Regions from separate parts of the Homo sapiens genome. Here region 2 is linked to region 1. Evidence: chromatin loops called from intact Hi-C (ENCODE). Cell type or tissue: endothelial cell of umbilical vein. All regions are shown on one strand.

Evidence for each region. Hi-C counts contacts between places; a loop is a spot of excess contacts. Peaks named below come from ENCODE experiments on the same cell type or tissue, not always from the same donor. Only the 100,000 strongest peaks of a DNase experiment are listed, where the experiment ranks them.
Region 2: a loop joins it to region 1, with 4 times the contacts of the local background. A loop is called at or near these places in 5 of 110 quality-filtered maps.

What each region holds. Positions count from the first base shown.
Region 1 is chr13:41,609,446-41,617,445 of GRCh38, reverse strand. It overlaps VWA8 (von Willebrand factor A domain containing 8), which reads left to right. Exons shown (of 45, transcript NM_015058.2): 38 at 2,362-2,470; 39 at 5,714-5,870. Among named protein-coding and RNA genes, the nearest start is that of MIR5006, 45 kb to the right of the region's middle. RefSeq lists an enhancer at 2,040-3,032. In endothelial cell of umbilical vein, no CTCF peak of the experiment used is centred here; a DNase peak (open chromatin) is centred at 3,155; H3K27ac peaks cover 4,379 bases.
Region 2 is chr13:41,560,191-41,568,190 of GRCh38, reverse strand. VWA8 (von Willebrand factor A domain containing 8) reads left to right here. Exons shown (of 45, transcript NM_015058.2): 45 at 1-1,356. It overlaps LOC105370174 (a long non-coding RNA gene), which reads right to left. Exons shown (of 3, transcript XR_941901.2): 3 at 4,100-4,844. Among named protein-coding and RNA genes, the nearest start is that of MIR5006, 4.2 kb to the left of the region's middle. In endothelial cell of umbilical vein, no CTCF peak of the experiment used is centred here; DNase peaks (open chromatin) are centred at 2,800, 4,300 and 5,920; H3K27ac peaks cover 2,801 bases.

The sequences.
Region 1 (8,000 bases):
ATCTTCTTATTATTTAAAAAAAAATGTATCTTGGCACAGTGGCTCATGCCTGTAATCCCAGCACTTTGGGAGGCCAAGGCGGGTGGATCACTTGAGGTCAGGAGTTCAAGACCAGCCTGGCCAACATGGTGAAACCCTGTTTCTACTAAAAATAAAAAAATTAGCTGGGCGTGGTGGCAGGTGCCTGTAATCCCAGCTACTTGGGAGGCTGAGGCCGGAGAATTGTTTGAACCTGGAAGGTGGAGGTTGCGGTGAGCCAAGATTGCACCACTGCACTCCAGCCTGTGTGACAGAGCAAGACTTCATCTCAAAAAGAAAAAAAAAAAATAGTATCTCCATATGTAAGTTCCATTCTGTTTGTTTTAAAAAAATTTAGACTGTAATCATACCTTTCATATAGTTTTTTTGTTTTGTTTTGTTTTTCGCAGTGCTGGGATTGCAGGTGTGAGCCACTGCGCCCAGACTCATATAGATTTATTAAATTAGCAACAGAATAAAACTGTACCAGTTTTGAAATGTTCTTTGTCCTTCTCATTTCTCATGGAGTACATCTAGAGGGTGCTGCAAAGATCTCTAAACAGGATCTCCAGGTCTGAGGCAAGCTTGTGCCTGAGCTGCGCTGTCTGATGAGATGGCCAGTGGCACACATGGCTATTTAAATTTAAATTTTAGTTAGCTAAATAAAATTTAAAATTCAGGTCCTCAGTCGCACAAGCCATATTTCACATGCTCACAGCCATATTGAGCTAATGGCTAGTGACTACCATATTGGTCACCTCAAATATAAACATTTTCATCAACACAGAAAATTTTATTGATTAGTGCTCTTCTGGAATTCTTGTAGCCAGTATATGTATTTTAATTTACTGCTTATCTCTTACATTATTTATAAACGAGTTGAAAAATGGTGGCAAGTTTTTGGGAAAGTATTTTAAATGTTTTTTTTTTCTCTAAATGTTCCTAGCTATCTTGCTTGTTTAAGAAAACAGGAGGAAAAATTATTTTCACCCATTTTTAGAGCATGATTATGTGTGTGGAATTTATATCAATTGTCATGTCTGGCTGCTAAATTTTCTTGGAGTATGCTGAAGTTTTGGCAAAAACTTTGTTGATCCTGCCGAAGCTATTTGCAGAAAAGTCCAGCTAATTAAAATCCCTACGATGTCATAACACTTGAAATGAACCAACTTGGACGTAAGACAGTAGAAGTTGTCTTGATTTTATTCTGAATGGCCATTTTATTTGCAAAGACCTCAAATTACCTACCTAACTGCATTAATCCCAACATCAAGAATGAAAATCCCATATACCAACATGGAATGGTTAACTCTAAAGACTGACTTCAGGCCCATTTATTTGTAAGCTCTCTTGTTCCACTGTAAGCAGTTTGAGGGCAGGAACCAATCGTCAATGGCTTTGTAGGCCCCATGGTACCTCACAGAATGTTCCATCAGTACATTTTCTTTAAGTCTTATTTGAACAAATGAATGAGAATTTGATCTTGTCTTCTGGGAAATCATTGCATCTGAGAGCAGGCTCATGGTGTGCATAAAATGTGAATGCTTTGATTTATTGTGGAGTAGTATCTACTGAACTGACTACTAGGATTGAAATTTCTGTGTGGTTGTCACTCCTTTTGGTGACACTGTACTGAATGAAATAGGAAGCAATGAACTTCAGGCTCTCACAGAGGAAGGCTAAAGTACTTCTTATTCTATTTGAATTGCAGGAATCATAAATCTAGTTTTACAATAAAGATGAATTAGGAAAGCTACAAAATACCATAATAAAAATTGAAGTGGGTCAAAAAAATAAATAAGCAGTTTTTAGTATATAACATAAATCTATCACTAAGGCATACATACATAACTTTTTGTTTTTCTTTTCCATATATTATATGTAAAATGGCATCTCTCAGAGTAATGGGATTTCTTTGAAAACAGAATGGGTAAGTGTGTATATAATGACTCAGCTGGATCAGCTAGGTGGTGATCCTTTTAAACCACTGGCAAAATACCCCTCTCCAGTGAGATCCATTTTCCCTGCATCTGGTAAGTCTCATGCCATGTGTAAATGCTCACAGCTTGGTTTGCACCAGAAAAATTCTGTAGCTATAATGCAGTCCAGCTCCTTTACTTTTCTTTAAGAGTTTTTTAAAAAATTAGTTCTTCTTCCCAACTAGATGGATGTTGGAATCCATCTGATGGAATTTTTGCCAAATACTCACAGCATTTATCAAGTCCAGTGGCCTGAGGTTATGTGATACCTTAAGGACTTAGGAGAAAATAATTTTTTTTTCTGTCATGCAGTCCCTGGTGTTTGTCACAGGATAGTAAAAATGTCTCAATTGTTCATTTTTAGATAACAATCAACAGAGACAGTGGTGAAGATGTAAGCTCCCCCAAACACGGGAAGGAGGACCCAGACAACATGCCTCACGTGGGCGGCAACACTTGGGCTGGCGGAACAGGTTGGTAGCACAGGCATTCTCCTGAGTCAGCCTTCCCCAGGTTTCCCAAGCCCATTAGGCCAGCACATCGCCCCTGAGAAGACTCAGAGACGGGCTTTCCTTCTCAGCCTCCCTCATTACTCAGTTGGATTGTTGTCTTGCCCTCTGCCCCAGCGTGACATCAAGGCATGTGAAGAGCCTGGCATTTGGAGTCCCACAGGCTCTGCCACCCTGTGACCTAAGAACATGCTGACCCTCCTGGAGTTGCTTCATCAGTCAAAGGGGGATAGTGTGAACTACCTTAAATTGTGGTGAGGATTAAATGAGATTACGATTGTTAAGCACTGAGCACAGTGCCTGGCATGAAGAATATTTTCACTAAAGTGTTAATCCCTTCTTTTAAATTCCATGACCTTGGGATCATGCCAGAAATCCACAGTAAATTCTTTCTTCAGCAACTGACTGAAAAGAAATGGTCCTTGTCTTCCACATCTTCGAAGTACGTTGAGGATGCAAGATTTCGAGATAAGGCTGGTTGCAGTCTAAACCGATGGCCGACTCCTTCCTCTTGGCTGCCCAACTAGGGCATTGTTCCCAGGACTGCCGTCTTCCTTTTTCCTCTGCGGCAGCTGGAGCAGACACATCTGCGAGTCCACAGGAATAGGGCCAGACTGTGTGCGCACTGTCTGAGCTTATCTCACCATGAGGAGTGCTGGCAGGAGCTCTGTACTTCACCTTCCTTAGGATGGTCTGTGCCTCTTGGCCTTGACAGCCTCGGGAGGAAATGGGTTTCTCTGCTTAGACAATGTGCTATCAAATAGGCCTGTGGACTTCTTGCCTACTCTGTTTATTCATCAAGCATCAGCTTTAAAGTAAGGCTATTTTTAGAAATGTCCTTTGATCTGGAAGTTAGCGTCAAGCCAACAAGATTTAATCCATATGGAATGCATTGTGGGACGAGCTGGCCAGATGTGGTTTCCCAGCAGTGGACTACTCTGGGGGAGAAATTCCTATTTGTTACCAAACTTGAATTTACTAGCTCACGTATCTGTCCAGATTGAGGCTACATTTGTTTCACCTGGCTTTTAGTTTTCAATTGATCAAGGCTCCTTGGCTTCAATTTCTCTTTTTCTCTCTGCCATTCTTTTCCCTCAGAATTCTTTACTTTGAACTGAGCTCTGGCCCAACAAGTCATTTGATTCCCCTTTCTTCATCAATGCTCCTCCCTTGCCCACCCTCCCCATTATCTTCTGAAGTGGTTTGGAATGTCCAGGCTTATGCCCTGCAGTCTTAGAACCTCTGGTAAGCACTTTCATTTAAATAGTACAAATTAAAGGCTCTGGGAAGTGGAGATCATGAAGAGCACCTCCTGCTCCACCCCAGTGTGACTTTGCCTGGGGCCCTGCGACTCAGGTGGCCAGTCACTCACACCAGCTTCTGATGGTTCCACCACTTTCTCCCTTTCACCAGAATGATAACATCTCAGCACCTAGGAAGCTTTCAGCTCAAATTCATGATCCACCCATACTCAGGATACCCTCCTGTAGGAAAGGAGTTAGATCCCAGAAACACCTTTTCCTCCTATAGCTCATTGTCACTGTCCAGTTACTGTACCCCTCTGCCTATTGGCTGGCCATGAGTAAGAAATGGGAGTCACACACATCCCAGAAGGAATTTTCCACCACCCATTTCTAAATAAAAGTGAAATATGTTCCAATCAAAAGATTAAAGTAGTGTAATTAATAGGCAGTTCTCATGGTATTTCCCAAAAGGAAATGACCTACCTGGACTTTCATAAGGAAAGCAGTTCATATTGAGTTCTTGGTTTTAGTTTTGTTAGACCAGTTAAAGCTCAGTGGTAAGGTGGAGGTGGGGGTGGTGATGGTGAAAGAAAAATGTAACATAATTTACCCAAAGTCTAAAAGCCTTCAAATTTTCCACTTTATAAAACTAGAAATTGCCTAATTCTGTGTAACTAGGCTTTGTTTAATAATAATAGTAAAAGCAGTCCATTATATGGCTTTTATTATGTGCCAGATACTGCTCTAAGCATTTTAGCTTCATGACAATCCCATGAAGTAAATAATATTAGTATCCCCACTTTATAAAGAGGAGCCTGAGACACAGAGAAGTTAAGTAGTTCCCCAAAGATAAATGGCTGGTGGGTTGGAGCCAGGATTCAAACCCAGGCAGTCTGGTTTAACTATATCATAATATACTCTACAATAGCAGTGTATTATACTATACTGCCCCTCCAATATTGGATTCCCTTCTAAGTTCTCAAGTTATACGTGAATGAACAAAAGAAACAGGTTACTAGTATTCTAATCTACCCCTAAATAGGGGTAACAATCTTATAGCCCAAAGGCCAAATCTAGCCAACAGATGTGTTTTTTTCTCTGGTCCATGTAGTGTTTTAAAATAATTTCAATTTTCATGTATTTAGACAAGGTAAATCCTAAGTTAGCCAATGTCCCCACCACTTTTTATCATATGACCTACCTGGCCTTACAGGCATTTACAATATGAACAGTTCATACAATGTTATGTTATAAAACGTAATATGTATATGTAATATGTATTATGTAAACTTGAGTTTCTATTGAAAGACTGTTCTAAAGCTGATGGTGTTTATGTTATATATTGTTCAAACCAGAAGTCAAAGTTGGTGTAATAATTGGCTTCTAATCTTGGCTAAGCCAGTGATACGAGGTCCTGAATATGTCATTTAGCCTCTCTGTGCATTATTTTTATAATTTGCAGAACAGAAAAAAACAGTATTTATAGCTTAACTGTCTAGGTTTTTTAAGGAAAACTAAGGTAATATGTGAGGGAGGGAAACAGTTGTTCATTTAATTAGCAAATATATACTAAGTATCTATGATATTCAAACCACTCTTATAGGTGCGGTAGTGCAAAAGTAAATAAAATATCTCATCCATCATATAGTTGGTGAGAAAAATAAATATGAAAGGATAACAAATAGTACACAAGAGTATGGATCCTTATGAGGTAGCAGCATTAGCTAAGGTGTCATAGAAGCTGGAGTAAGCCTTGATATATAGGTAGTATTTTAATGGATGGGAAAAAGGAAAAGCATCCTAAACAAGAGAATACATCTTTTTCCAGAAGGTAATTTGACTGTTTAATTACTAGTTAAGTACAATTAATATCCTCCACAAGGCTGTCCTAAAACCATGACCCAACTTTTGTTCTGTGGTCAAGTTCAGATTTATCATCTGAATTTCCACGTTTTCCTTCCAGGGGGAAGAGACACGGCAGGCCTGGGTGGCAAAGGAGGCCCTTACCGGCTGGATGCAGGCCATACGGTGTACCAGGTCTCTCAGGCTGAGAAAGATGCAGTTCCCGAAGAGGTCAAGAGAGCTGCTAGAGAGATGGGCCAGAGAGCATTCCAGCAGAGGTCAGTGCTCCCATCACATTTAGACCAGCACTACTGCTATGGTGAAATGTCATGATGGACTGTGGGGAAACCTAGATTTGTGTGTGTTTCCACCTCCACCTCATGCAGCAACTCGGACCTCAAACTGAAATCCACAGCCATCCCCGTCCCTAACGGAAACAGCCAAATAAACAAAATCACCTGTTCTTTCTACTCAGGCTCCTTAAAATCTAAAGCTCAAATCGCCCCATCCATGTCTATCTGTTCCTAGGCAACATAGGGAATTCAGGTAAGTCTACACAATGGTCCCTTCCTGCCCTCAGAAATCTTGCAGATTAGTGCGGAGACAGGACAAGGGAACATACATACACACATGCACAGAGTTAAGTGCTAAAGTCATAGGGTGCGGAGGCTGTCCCCTCCAGCAGTGCAGAGAAAGGCAAGTTTAGTGGGCTGATGTGAGGTGGGGCCAGAGCTCAGCTAGGATTTAGAGATGGGAAGAGAAGAGCTAGGATATTTCAGAAAGGGAAAACTAAATGAGCAGAGGCACCAGGGCAGGATGAGCATAGTGTCTATGGAAGAGAGAGGCAGCTAGCCCACTCAGGATAATGGGTACCAGCTCGGGAGGAGGGACAGTGAGTTTGGATAGGGAGGCCTCATCAGTGAGTAGAGGCCTTAATCTAGGCCAGTGAGCCTGTGGCCCTCGGACATTCCCCAGCTGTTCTGGGCCACTACAATAGGAGCCATTTAAAAAATAAGAAGAATCCACATGATGTTACCCTAGACATCCACATGTGTGCTTCAACTAAAAGTGAAAAATACCAAAGAACCACCAGTATTTCCTTTTAGATTCCAGGACCTGGTAGTAGTTTGGGAAACAGATTTACATTTTTGTGCTGCATGAAAGGAGATGGGCGCAGTTAGAAAAAAGCATGCTAAAATGTATGAGTTATGAAATTCCTCCCACGTAGAACATCTGGTATTACATTACATGCTGTGCTTCCACATCCTGCAAGTAAACAGTACAGGACAATAGAGACAAGAATGCAGGCCCTGCCGCCACACCCTCAGGAAAGCCTGCCAGCTCAGACCCTCGAGGGTTCAGCAGGTAAATAACACACTTGATGCTAGAGGCAAGAGTGTTGCTCTCAGCCCTTCTGCTGGCTTCCCTGGTGACTGTTGACAGTTTATCTGTCCTCTTTGTGCCTGAATTTGCTCTTCTGGAAATAAAATTCACTCTCCCTTTCTCCCAGGGAGGTTATGAGAACAGGTAACTATGTTAGGAATGAAAGTGTTTATGCCTCTCAAAAAAGGGTAGAGAATAGTGTAGTGAACAGTCTTGTTAGAATGAAAGTTCTCTGCATTTCTTATGAATTATAAAGTACCCATTTAGAAAAAGAACTAAACAATTGGAAATGTGTCATTCTCCCCTCCGCAATTAATGAGTTCTGTTGTTGCCACCCTTAAAACCTGCCAAGTAATTGTTCAGTCTAATTTTTTGCCCAAGTGGACAGGTAGATAAGAGTGTTCTGGCACACACATAGTTCACAGGGAGGCAGAAAGGTAACAGTGCCTGGCCACAAGTATGTACGCCCTTCTCCTGTTGCCATAATAGGAGTAAGGAGTGTGGTTCTCTTCAGGACAATTGCCCTACAGGGGAAGAAGTAAGGGGCATCTGTGCCCTTAACGCAAATGAATTTAGCGGATGTAAGAGAGGAAAGAGAGGACATGGGGAAGGGATGAGGAAAATGTACACCTCTAGTAAATGCTGCAGAGAAGAGTCTCAGTTGAAGTAAAAGAGAATACCGTAAGGTGGTTGAAAGACAGAGGAGTTGGCCAAGCGTGTGAGAAAGGAGAGAAAGAAATAGAAACACATGGAGATCCTGAGAAAGATGGGGCACAGCAAAACACCAAGAGAAAGATGTTGCTTTCTACTTTCATGTAGAAATGGGACTTTCATCCCATTTGGTGAATATTTCATTTAATGCTGCTGAAAATTTTTCAACCTTTTACTAGGAACTTTTCAAACATAAAAGTTGAGAGGAACATATAATGAATGCGATGGACCCGACCCCCCAACTTCAAGAGGAAAACTCTGGCTCTACTCCTAGTCTTCTCTGCTGGCTTGTTTTGAAGCTAATCCAAGACTTC
Region 2 (8,000 bases), 49 kb after region 1:
CCCTTCATCACCCTGATGACACCAGGATTTGAAATAAGACAGGAATAAAGAGTATTCTGAAAAAAAGAAGATATGGATGAAGTGAACCCATGCAGTGACTGGATGATTCCGGCATTCCTGGGTCTTCCTACACTTGCTCCGTAATGAGAATTCAGAGAAGCAGCCAGAAGGAGACTTAAACATGGAAAGATACTCCACTGATGAGTTTAGAAGTGATTAGGGCAAGCTAGTTGACCTGCACTTTATCAAAGGTTGGGGTTAAAGGAAGGTGGTTTTGAGAACTATGTGTTTGGTCTATTTCCAAAAACCTGAGGGGGAGAAAATACTTTGCTTTTGCCTTAACACATCATCTGGTCACGTTAGAAAAGTGACCCCATCAAACTGAGCCTTTGATGTCACATTCTGACACAAGATGCAAGTCTGTGCAAAACCCACCAAAATGCTCCTATCCAACAATTATTTTTATTTTCTCCCTGCTCTGTATTGACCAGAAAACAATGATTTTATAATATTTAACCCACCAAAAAGTCCCTCCAACAGCAATATCTTATGAAAGTCTGGCTGTTCTCAATAATTTCATTTTCTTGGCCAAAGCCAAAAGGAATCAAAAAATCCTTGGAGTGCTTGCCTTTCCACGTGACTTTTAAAAGGCTCTTAAAGAGCAAATGTCCTCTTCTCCTTGCTGCTAGAGTGGGAGGAGAAAGATGTCTTGCCTTAAAAGTTTACTGTTTCTTCTGTTCTTCTAGCATCTCTCAAAAAATTCACAGTACTCCATTTTGGGGTCCAAACTGTAATGCTCAAAATAATAAATGCTTACACGAAAATTATTTATTGAGAATATTCATATAAAAATTACCTAAAGCAAAGTAAAAAAAGTAAAATCAAGGTGGTATATTTGAAGTGAATGGTGATTGGAAATTTTTAGCTGTAACAAAAAGAAAGAAAACAACTTTTTTTAAAGCCTCATTCTCTTTTCTTTCAAAATGTACCTTATTCCCACACACTCTTGGGCTGACCTTTATTTTATCAATAAGCTCAATATTACTTTGTTTAAAATAAGATGCTTCAGCAAAAGTCATTCTCTCTTTAACCATATAATTTAAAAACTCCTCTTCACGATTGATAGCAAAATCAGAAACGTTAGGGCACCAGTGAGTTGAAAAAACTGGTCTTAAGTTGGAAAAACTATTATTAATAATATTATCCTATCCATCCATATCTATTGAAATTGTACAGGTCCATAATTTCATTTTAATTAATTATAGGAAAGAAGAAAAGATAATACCCATTTGTTCTATCACCCCTCTCCCTATCATTAACTATCAAATAAATAAATAAAAGCAATCTGATTTCCAACGTGGTACTACCTGGTGAGTTTGCATGGCTTTCTTGTTCCTCTAGTGAGACACCTGCTCCATGTATTGAACCATTCAATGATGCAAACAATTTCAATCCAACATGTATCTTTAAAAATGTAATTGCATTCCAACGGTCGCCACAACAGCAGCTAGCATTTACTGATGATTTACTGTGAACCAGGTATATGCTAAGTGATTGCATACATTATTTCATTCATCCTTACAACAATGCATGTAACAGGGGTATTTTTTACCTTATTTTGCAGATGATAAAGAAAGTGAGGCTCAGAGAATTTAAGTCACTTTCCCAAGATTCCTGTTACTAGACCTTTCACTAACTATTCATGGTACCATTAACATCCTCATTTTACAAGTAAAGAAACTGAGGCTTAGAGAAGTTCAAGAAAATAGGCCACACTCACAGCCAGGCAGGGGCAAAGCTGGGCCTCCAGCCTCCAGGCCCCTTAATGCCTTTGCGTCCCTCGCAGTCCCACGCCCCTTGCTGCATCTCACAAATGTACATGTCACACTCCTGCTGCCTTTTTCTCTTCCTTCCAGTGTGACTTCTCTTCTTGTACCCTGTCCACATTCACAGGGCTCTCTTCCTCTCCCTTTCCTCAGAAAGTCTATCTATCTGCCCATATTCGAGCACTCAGAGGTGTGGGGACCGAGGACATGGGACACTGTCGGGGGAACACTTCTAACTGCTGCTTCCTTGCTAGGCACAGCAGCAATCTGAGGAAGTGCCCTTCCAAGTGGCAGCTTAACCCCAAGGGATGCCCCTTAGCTAGCGGGTCACTGCCCCTGAAAGCCTTTGGAAGTGGAATCCAAGGGAGATTAAAGGAACAGCCAACCTTTAGCAAATCCTCCCCATGCGTAACTACCTGAGGAGGCAGAAGCCATTTTTTTTGACATGGAAAGAATGTTCTCAAGTAATTTAATTTACCTTTCTCGACCAGCCAGACATCCTCTGCAATTGCTATTTTTAAAAAAGCACAGTACTCCTGGCTTTTCTGATTTGTGAAGGGGAAGGATGATGGGGAAAGGGAATTGAGACTGAGAAGACGAAGAGCTTATTTTCACTTCTTGCAATACCTAAGAAGTATGTGCATTTATTATTAAATGTACTTAATTATAGACCACTCCAAGCTGTTCCCAGGCCCTTCTTAGGGCCAAGACATTATAATAAATGCATTGTGTGCCTCGGGGGGTTCCACTGAAAGGCATCTAACCCCTGTCTCCTTAGTAAGCACATGTAATGCTGAGAAGGTTCATTGTTACCCATGAGCAGCCAGGAGGAATGAATGCCGTGAATAGCTGCAGTATATGATGCATATTCCCCCTAGAATCCTCTGTGTGCCCGACAAAATGACCTCATCACAGATGGGGAGGCTCAGCACAGCCATAAGAAGTGGATCAGAGGGGGAGTACTTGAAGGGAACCCATCAGATGTTTGGAATGAATCACTTAATTCTTTATACTACACTCTTTCCTGTGAACTGTCAGAGGAGAAGAAATCCATCAATGCCAGCAAGATTTTCTCTAAACAAACTCCTGGGCTTTGAAAGCCGTTTGGAAGTGGTTTTCAGTAGACAGCATTGTCATTGTTCCTGAAAGACCAACCTTGGAGGCTTCCAGCCTCCCTCCACCTGGCTCCTTCTTGTGCCTGTCAGATCAGGCAAAATTAAGTTTCTAAGTGAATAAAGCTGGGAGAAACAGACAAGGGGAACAACAGGAATAGTGGCTTATTTGCTGCATTTCGATTTGTTTCCAATGACCACAATTGTAAGATACTCCACAAATTCTAAGCCAGCCTCTCCTGCCTGGACAACTTGTTTCTGGAATTGCATCTAAGGAATAATCAAATGTCGACTTATATTTAATACATCGTACATAGCTTTTTAATCTTATTAAGAAACAAAATGTCCACTTTTATCATTTTTTTCCAACCAGTAACATAAATGGCTTTGAAAAATACTTAAGTCCAATTTCTGGTCAGGATTATATCATAAGGTTCTTTTTCCTTTTTCTTTTTTTTTTTTTTTTTTTGAGATAGGGCCTTGCTCTGTCACTCAGGCTGGAATGCAGTGGCACAATCATAGCTCACTGAAGCCTCAACCTCGTGGGGTCAAGAGATCTTCCTGCCTTAACCTCCTGAGTAGGTGGAACTACTGGTTCATGCCACCATGCCCAGCTAATTTTTTTTTTTTTTTTTTTTGGTAGGGACGGGGTTTCACCATGTTGCTGAGGCTGGTCTCAAACTCCTAGCCTCAAGCAATCCTCCTACCTTGACCTCCCAAAGTGCTGGGATTACAAGTATGAGCCCCTGCACCCAGCCATGAAAACCTATTGCCTTTTCTTTACTCTTGTTCTAAGACTTACTATGGCAAAAGTACTACAGGTAATGGAAAGGAATTCCAATTCTCCAGCTTATCATGGGGAGTAATTGCAAACTTTAGGTAGAATTTGTCTGTGACCCTGCTCAGCTATTAAGTGCCTGTGTAAACTTGGGCTAATCACTTCTGGGTCTCAACTGAATTAAACCTACGATTTAAAGGGATTGGATGTGAAAATCCACTGCTCCATTATCTCAAACAGGAAATTGAGATAATTTACAAGAGCCACACACTTCAGTGCAACTTTTGTCTCCAAAACCCCACACATGCAAAAGATAACCTATCTCCTCAGTACACAGAGGATTTTGGCACCTATATCAACTGCCTTAAAATAATGTTACTGACTGAATATGCATACTAAAATTTATATAAACATCATTAAAATGGAACAAAGGAGGCTTTCCCTCGTCAGCTGAAAGGATTATTTCTGTTTGATAGTTATTTACAAGATTTCTGCCTATTGTCTCATGCTTTGCACTTGGCTGTCTTAAGATAAAATTACATGTCTGCTGATGGGCACATTGAAAATCAAAAAGGATCAGGAATTGGAAAACTACTGCGTGCCAAGAGCTGACCTTTGTTCTGCAGCTGAACAATGAGTAATTGTGTGTGTGTGTGTGTGTGTGTGTGTGTGTGTTTGTGTGTGTAACTGTTAAATCCTGTAAACAAAATTTCCTCCAGAGAGTAAAAAATGCTTGCCAAGCAAACATCTCAAGTTGAGGATGACATGACAACTCTTTTTTGAGACTTAAGCACTGCCTGGGGCTTTTGCCTTCAGAGACCGCATCTGTTCTTGCATGGTGGTGCACGTTGGCTTTGGAATACCAAGACTACATAATTTTAAAATCAAGTGGTGTTTGTGGTATTTGGCCACGCAGAGCAAAGTATAACATTCTTTTAAAGTGGTTTGCATCCTGGGGGTGGGAAGAACGTCATGTTCTGCTGTAAGAAATCTCACCAAGGGGACATGTAAACTCGGAGCGTCAGCTACTTCTCAAGATTCCCCTCTTCTGCAGGTGCCAGAGACTTGGAGTCTTCCCTCTTTTCCAAAGGCTTCAGTGGAAGTACTTTGGGGCTGCTAGCTCCTTCCCTGAAGGAACAACCAGAGTGTGTGAATAAATTCAGACTCCAAAGATGGTGAGTGTGACCACAGAGGAGTTTCAGAATATAAGAATGTATTAATATGAAATGCAGCTCTGAAGCATTAAGTCATGGTAGCTGGGGTTTGACCTGGAAATGGAAGAGAACAGTGTCTCTCTGAACATCCTAAAGCAAGTTTGCTCCTTACGCAGGCCAGAATACGGCAAGAAAATCATGAGCCTGTCAAGAGTACTCTGTGTAATTGGTCTCATGACATCATGGCTGTACATGAAGCCTTACTGATTGAAACTTGAAGAAAAATAAGTATATTTACTCAGAGGGGACATTAAAGTTGGATTTTTCAAGTGCAATGTGTTTATATTAATAAATACTGCTGCTAATTTAACGAGACTGACCGTTTGTTTACTCCAGCACTAATTAAGTCTTTCATCATCAGGACTCCAGAAATAGAGTGAGTCTCGACAAAGCTAGCTGATCCATTTCCTTTTACAAAAGATTTTATGGCCCATATGAAATTCAGGCCTAAAAATGGCCTAGAAAGGAACACTTGCAGCCCCAACAGAAATCAAATAGCAAAGCTGGGGAAGCAGCCTGATTGACTTGCCTCCTAGGGGTGGCTCCTACAGAGCCTGAGGCTGCTGGGGAATCCAAGGGCCTCTGCAACAAGCGGATGCTCAGATCAAGGGTGTTACACACAAAAGAAGAGCAGATGACAGGGGCTACTGGGGAAGGCCAGGGTTGAGTTAATGGATCCATGGGTTGAATAATAAAATTGTCTATTTGGCAGTTGGCAAAGAGAGAATATTTAACTGAAAAGTTTCCTTCAGGGCTCCAGTGTTGGAACAGCTATTTTCAAGGCTGATAGAATATGCATGTCCATCCATTGCAGGCTCAAGTACAAAGATTTGATATTAAATATGTAGTGCCAGAACTGAAGAATCTCTTTTTGCATGACCTTTCGTGGTGACTGGAAGAAACGGGTATACTCTGCAGAGGTGGAAGATTGTAGCAGCTCCACAAAACCGCATGAAAGCAGATATTCAGTCACTTGGCTGGAATGCAGCTCCACACAGCTGGCCTGGCGCCGTGCCCCGCAGCATCTGAAGTCTATCTGTACAGTGGTGTTTCCCTGCAAAAGGGGCTTCTCTTTTCAACTACAAGTTGCCCTGACGGGCTACCATCATGCACCCCTTGGTCCAAATTCTTTCATTCCCATGCTTTCCTCCTAACCCCCACTGGTAGGAAGGTCCTTAGACAGAGGGCCTGTGATGGGTTGAGGAGATAGAATTGGCTGGGGGCATTTGCAGCTTGGAGCATTACTCAAGCAGAGAACCCAGACCTGGGACACAACGTGAGGGCAGGAGATATGGGAACCTTGGGTGACATTCTTGCCTTGGGCATATATTCTGCTGTCAGGCCTCCTGAGAGCACTCACTGAAGGCGGTGTTGGGTTTGGATGGCAGTGCCTTGGTTCTCCTTAGTCTTGTTTTTGCAGAGACACCCAGTTTTCCATTTGTATTTTTGCCTCCATCTTATAGAAGTGCTCTGCCTTTCTGACCTCTGGGTTATGGAGGCAGGCGCAGCATGCATGTTAGGGAGGTAATTTCCTAGCTGTGATGAAAGGCCTCTGGCCCAGAGGAAGGGCAAGGCCTTTGAAATTGGACATCTACTCCACAGCCTCTGGGCCATTATTTGATGATGTGAACAAATCAGCTTTTTTTTTTTTTTATTTCTAATTTGGGTTGCCAAGAAAACTCTTGCCCTGTACTGTGGGCCTTTAGGAAAACAATTTATACCAAGAGGCCACTACAGTTCTTGGGAGCCACTTCTCTTTCCTTGCAGAAACAGGGCCTGGGTCATGCCCCACTGTTCGGCACGACAAGACATGAGGAAGTTCTTGTGGAAAGCGCACTGGAATTCCTGAGCTCCAGCTGGGTAAGGACTTAAATGAGATCAGTGTGTGCCTGTCAAACTCAAAATCGAAATATATCCCTCCTGTTGAGTGTAAGTATTGAGTACATATCAGTGGAGCCTCCTCCACTAAGAAGTTTTCTAAAGTGCCTGTGATTCAGCCTTTAAGAAGAAGCTGTTGTGTAACAGTTTTTAAAAATCCTTGAGTATTATTTCCTTAGCACTAAAAAGACCAAGTGCCTCTGAAAAAATGAACGTGGCCTTCTAAAAACAAAAAATAAAAACAGCTCTTTTTTCTCTTTAAGATGGTTCTCTTCGGGTACAGTGGCTCATGCCTGTAATCCCAACAATTTGGGAGGCCGAGGCGTGAGGAACACTTGAGCCCAGGAGTTCAAGGCCAGCCTGAGCAACACTGGGAGATCCCATCTCAACGAAAAATTTTTAAAAATTAGCTGGGCATGCTGGCCTGTTCCCTCTCCCCAAACCCAGGGAGAACCCTGACTCAGTTAGGCACTCAGCTCCCAAAAGAACTGGTCCCTTTAGTCAGTTCCTTCTCGGGGGAGTCTTAGAGGCTAAGCCTAGGCAGCCATGTTTTGGCATATGCAAGGAGAATAATTAAAAATATTACTATTATTACATAAAATAATAGCAATAGCTAACTCTTACCTAGCACTTCCCATGCGCCAGGCACTTCCTGAACACTTTACATGGATAAACTCATTATATCCTCACAGCTCCTTCAGACAGGGACTGTTCTTATTCCCATTGTATTTGAAAAGCAAAGAAAACCAGTCTACCCAAAAAGAAAAAAGAAAAAGTCAACTTGCTGACTGAAGGAGAGAGAAGTAAATACGGCACCCTGGAACTCTAAGAATGTGACTATGGGTCCTAACTTTCCAACGTCTGGTTGCGGTTCCTTTGGGGGCTTGGATGGACCCCCTTCCTAGATAGAGACCCATAAGATGCCTTGGTGTCCTCCCAGCCACCCCCTTTTCACTTAAGCTAGCTTGGGAACTATGGCAGAGTCATTTACTGCTCACACATCTCCCATATTTCTCTGGGCCCTTGCAGTTAGGTCAGGACGGTGAGACTGGTTCTGGCCACTGGGCTGTGAGCAGAAGTGATGTGTCAATAGTGGGCTAAAGCCTTTAAGAGCTAGTAGGCAACCCTCCAGCTCTCTTTCACAGAATCGGGGTGACGGAGAAAACTATGTGTTTTAGATGGTGTAGCTCTA